2 separate regions of the Homo sapiens genome follow, and region 1 is linked to region 2. Evidence: chromatin contacts called from ENCODE Hi-C data. All regions are on one chromosome and are shown on one strand. Each heading gives the region's core, a stretch centred on a gene start or an enhancer-like site at or near the end of the contact. The rest is flanking DNA. Distances are from core to core; before and after follow the strand shown.

Region 1 (2,700 bases), core at 63-2,562, 590 kb after region 2:
TTGAAGATATTAATTTCCAAATTCCCCTTGTTGGTAAAGACATAGGAAGAAAACAGAAATGCCCTTGGCAGATGAAAGAAGGATTGCTAGGCACTGCAGACTCAGTACATGGGGAAGTTTAAAATTAAGAGACAAAAGAACAAGTTTGTAAAGCCAGCTTTAGAGGTTTCACAATGAAGGAGCTTAAAAGTGAAGGCTTTGGACATTCAGATGCTGGAGCCTCGGTAGAGGCAACATGCTGGGTAGTGCTGAGTACATTTATTTAGAAGTCATTGAATTGTCTTTTCTATTTATGATCTGTGTATTGAAGCTATTCACCAGATTCTTATTTGTGCTTTTCTTCATAGCATGCATTTTACTTGCCATTAATTGATTCAAAATTATTTTTCTAGCAATTATTCATGCTGATGTGCTCAAGCTTTATTGTTAGATCTAGAAACAGTGATAGGTAAGATGTCCTGAGTACTTGCCCAGGGATATTCACTAAATCTTCACAGCAATTCTAGGACAGAGTCAACATTACCCTGTCACAGCTGGGGATGCTAGGCCTTAGAGAAGTTTAGGAACTTGTCCAAGGTCACACACAATTAGTAAAAATAGTAGAATTGGAATTTGAACCTGGGTAGTTGGGCTCCAGGCCTCCTCCTCTTATCCATTTTATCAAACCAAGTAACACTGTACATTGTTTACGTTGTTTTATTGGAATTATACATAGCATTCTGGAGTGCAACTTAGATTCAAGATACCACATGTACTTTTTATGTTCTGAAGTTTTACATCTAATCTATTCCTACAAATTAATGTATTTTAATCATAATGTCAGTGTAGCATCTAGACATAAAAAAATGGGTATATTACCTTGAACCACCCAAATTTGACCAGTAGGTTGAAAAGAAGTATGGCTGCATTCTGCGCTTCCTCTCTGACACTCTAGCACAGGGCATTGAGGTATAAGAGAATATCAATATTGGCACATATCCAACTCACAGATGTTTGTCTTTTCTTGATGCTCCCTGGTGCCTTAGCTTTGGCCACAGTGCACATAAGCAAAGTGACAGGGCAAGAGAGCCACAAGGAGAAGAGGCTGGAAGTGCAAGAAGGCTGAATGTACGTGAGATGTAGACCAAGGGCCAGGGGCCCAGATTCACAATAGACATCTGCAGTGGGAGGTTGCTGCAGCTACTAGAGATTGCAAGAAGGCAACTATTAGAATCGAAGTCTGTCATGCCTGCTACATGAACTGCAAACATAATTTGGAGGCAGAAGATCCAGTCTGAGGGCTGGTCACGTAGGCATTCTTGGGAGAGGGCAGTACAGGCATGCCTCAGAAATATTGTGAGTTCAATTTCAGACCACTGCAATAAAGAGAACATTTCAATAAAGTGAGTCACACGAAGACTTTGGTTTCCCAGTGCATATAAATCTATGTTTACACTGTACTGTAGTCTATTAAGTATGCAGTAGCATTATTAAAAAATACTCTACATACCTTAATTAAAAATACTTCATTGCTAAAAATGCAACCAACAATCAGAGCCTCCAGCAAAGTCATAATCTTTTTCTGGTGGGAATCTTGCCTCTATGTTGATGGCTTCTGACGGATCAAGGTGTTGAATGCTGAAGGTTAAGGTTGCTGTGGCAATTTCTTAACATAAGACAACAGTGAAGTTTGCTGCATCAATTGACTTTTCCTTTCAGACAATATTTCTTTGTTGCATATGATGCTGCTTGATAGCATTTTTGTCATATTAGAACTTCTTTCAAAATTGGAGTTAATTCTCTCAAGCCCTGCCACTGCTTGATCAACTAAATTTATGTAATACTTTAAATCTTTTGTTGTCATTTCAACAATGTCACAGCATCTTCACCAGGAGAAGATTCTGTCCCAAGAAGCCACTTTCTTAGCTGATCCATAAGTTGCGATTCCTCATCTGTTATAGTTTGATCATGAGATTCCAGCAACTCAGTCACATCCTCATGCTCCACTTCTAATTTCAGTTCTCTTGCTAGTTCTACAACATCTGCAGTTACTTTCTCCACTGAAGTCTTCAATCCCTCAATATTATCTGTGACAGTTGGAACCAACTTCTTCCGAACTCCTGTGAATGTTGACATTTTGACCTCCTCCCATGAATTTCGAATGTCCTGAATAGCATCCCAAATGTTAAATTCTTTCCAGAAGGTTTCCAACTTACTTTTCCCAGATGCGTCAGAGCAATCACTGTCTATGGCAGCTGTGGCTTTATGAAATATATTTCACAAATAATAAGACTTGAAAGTTGAAATGACTCCTTGATCCATGGGCTGCAGAATAGATGTTGTGCTAGCAGACATGAAAACAACATTAATATCTTTGTACATCTCCATCACAGCTCTTAAGACAGGTACATTGTCAAAGAGCAGTAATGTTTTGAAAAGAATCCTTTTTGTTTTTCTGAAAAGTAGTTCTCAACAGTGGGCTTAAAATATTGAGTATACCATGCTGTTAAAAGATGTGCTGACATCCTAGCTTCCCTGTTCCCTTTACATAGCACAAGAAGAGCAGATTTAGCATAATTCTTAAGGGTCCTAGGATTTTTAGAATGGTAAATGAGCATTGGCTTCAACTTAAAAAGTAACGAGCTAGGTTGGGTGTTGTGGCTCATGCCTGTAATCCCAGCACTTTGGAATGCTGAGGTGGGAGGATTGCTTGAGCCCAGG
Region 2 (2,700 bases), core at 118-2,617:
CAAAGGAATAATTCTAACTGTGGAATCAGAGCTGTCTTCCTAAGACAAAAAGACAAAGACAAATATCACAATTAACTATTAACTGGAGAAACACCTTTTCAAACGTCCCTGTAACAACTGGATGTGTTGGACAGCATAACCAAACTCATTAAGAATAGTGTGAAAAACATCACCATTACCTAGTTCTCACACACAGATACCTTCTTAAACTATCGAAACCTGTATCTGAATATACGAAGCATTAAGAATCTGCTTTTGAAAAGGAAATGAATATCTGAAGGTCATTTTCTTTTCAATCTTTTCTCATACTAATAATCACTGTTAATATCCACTTTTAAAAAATCGCCTCTATCAGGCACCCGGGAATTGCTTAACAAAAGCCACTTAATGAAACCACAGTTCAGACAAAAAAAAAAACTTAACTGCATAGAAAATATTTATGAGTTTACTTTCCTAACTCATACAATTGCGTCCTTGTTTCCAAAGCCTTGCAATTCACATCAGCGGGAACAAAAAAATCTAACACACAGCAGAAAGCTGGCTCTCTAAAAGAAAGCATTTTTTTTTAAAGGCAATGAAGGACCAAAAACTCTTTCTTTTAAAAAGATCTTAGAAGTTCCTCCTCCAGAGAAGACAGAAAACACTGACAAACCGCACATTGTGCAGATGTTCAGCCCCGAAATGCAGCCTCGCAGCCCTTCACTCCGCAGTCCACCGGTTGCATCTGCACCTCCGGGCAGCGCTCCTGCAGGGCGCAAACACCCAGAGACCCAGGGACCCGGCAGCCCCGCGCAGGCCTCCCGCGTGCACCGCTCAGCGAGCGGGTCTTTCGCAGACGGCGGGATGCCCCAGGAGACCGCGAGGCCGGCGCAGCCCGGCGAGCTCCCGGAGGGAAGGCGGCGTGTCAGAAAGGATCGGACCCCAGCAATGGCCCCGGATCGGTCCCGCGCGGTCGCCTCCTTTTCCCGCTCCGCCGCCGGGACCCCCCTAGCCAGTGCTGAATTTCCCAACTGGGAAGGACCGAGTCACTCCACCCTCCGGGAAGTCGCGCGCTCATCCGTTTTCGGCAGCGCCGGAGCCCGAGCCGGGGACCGGGCGGACACCCACAGAGTCCGCACCGCAGCGCGCTGCACGCTCTCGCCCCCGCCCGCCGGCCCGCGCCCCAGCGAACTAACCGCAAAGTTGGCCCGAAGTGGCGACGGCGCTCTCGTGGAGCTCACCCGCCGTCTCAGCGCGCCCCCGAGCAGGGACCGGGCCTGCCGGGGCCCTCGCCGGGCTCGCGCGTCCGCATGGTACCTGCCGCACGAGCCGCTCCCGCGCCCTCTCCCCGCGCCCGGCCGCCCAGCTCGGCGCCGGCGCCTCACGCTCCCCGAGCGCAGGAGATCCCTCCGCCCCGGCCCCGCCCGCCGGCGCCGGCGCTCATTTCTCGGGCGCGGAAACTCGAGCCCACTTTCCCCGGCTGCCGGCTCTGGGACCGCGGGCTCGGCCACGCAGTCCCGCCCGGACCCAAAGAGCCCCAGTCCCTGCGAACACCAGGTCCGTGCTGGGAGACGAGAAGGCGCCCAGCGGGGTCTAGCGCGGCTCCGAGGGGCAGGGCGAGGCTTGTGATGCCGAGGTTAGTTACGGCCAGCCACAGGCGCTGTGCAAGGAATTGGGGAAAGCTCCCTGCCAAGAAAGGGAAACGTTAGCTTAGCTAAAAAAAAAAAAAAAAAAAAAAGGCTGGGGCCTAATGAGAAAGCTTCCCAGAGGCATCCCTTTAGCTTTTCCATAGCCTTCTGGGAGCCCCTGAATCTGCATTTGAATGGCGCGGCTCTGGGTCCGCGAAGGTTTGGTGGGCTGAAGTCGTCCTTCAGGTCTCCAAAGGAATGCAGCTAGGTCGGAATCTACTTCCTCCTTCAATCCCCAGAAAATGGAAACGCTTCCCCCGCGACCTTTTTCTGCCGAGTTAGACCCCAGGCCCTCCCCGCCGCGGGCGCCTGGCCTCCCCCGCTGACACCCCGGACGCCCAGGCCTGTGGGACAAAAGGCAGTCGCGGCGTCCCGCGGGCTTCCTAGCCCGGGAGTCGGCCCCAGGGGCCCCAAAGCGTGACCCCAGGCCGACAACTGCAAGTTCCTAGGCAGAGGGGAAGCCCCAGCGCCGAGAAGCCCGCTCCGAGAACTCCCCGCGCCGGGCGCCCAGCCTGAGCGTCCCGGGCGCGGAGCCCATCCCCGGTGCGGGCAGGGCTCCAGCCGCAGGCTCGGCGCAGGGCGGACTCGGCCGAAGCCCGGAGGGCCGGAGGCGCTGGGACGCAGCCCGGACAAGAGGGCGGACTTGATCTCGGAAAGTTTGTGGGACTCAGGCATTTTAACACTGGGAAGACAAAGAGATCCGATTTCCCTGGGACTGGTGAGGGGAGCTTGGCGGGGAGGGGAACGGCAGGGCAGTCAAGTGTGAAAGAGAATTTCCTGGGTTCAAAGTTAACGCAGTCACCTTATAAGCCATCTTAGAGGTGACCGGAAAAAATAATAATAATAAAGGTGTCTAGCAGGTTGTGGCTGGGAAGGAAAAATAATGCCTGCAAGATGAGTGTGCCGATTCGTAGCCCTATATTCCCTGCCCACCAGTTGGAATACACATAGATTCACACATCCAGCAAATGCAAACTCCATCATCCAAAGACGTGTTTGTCCCGGCCATAATTGCTCCAAGTGCTTACAGGTC

Evidence for each region. A loop is a pair of places that touch in the nucleus more often than their neighbours do. Pooled maps may share reads with other maps.
Region 1: a map of PC-3 shows a loop between it and region 2 (5-fold over the local background). The contact joins the enhancer-like site here to the promoter of FAT1 in region 2. A Hi-C loop is called at or near these places in 5 of 168 maps with a recorded cell type or tissue (MCF 10A, PC-3, PC-9 and 2 more) and 2 of 50 pooled maps.

The regions. Positions count from the first base shown.
Region 1 is chr4:187,308,324-187,311,023 of GRCh38, forward strand. LOC339975 (a long non-coding RNA gene) reads right to left here. Exons shown (of 5, transcript NR_038931.1): 2 at 859-1,355. Among named protein-coding and RNA genes, the nearest start is that of LINC02514, 61 kb to the right of the region's middle. Within about 2 kb of position 1,313, at least 2 of the 41 ENCODE cell types and tissues checked have a DNase peak (open chromatin) inside an H3K27ac peak, as active enhancers do; they include PC-3 and mammary epithelial cell, where a contact is called at or near this core.
Region 2 is chr4:186,722,489-186,725,188 of GRCh38, forward strand. It overlaps FAT1 (FAT atypical cadherin 1), which reads right to left and starts at 1,368. Exons shown (of 27, transcript NM_005245.4): 1 at 1,176-1,368. RefSeq lists enhancers at 809-1,310, 1,811-2,700.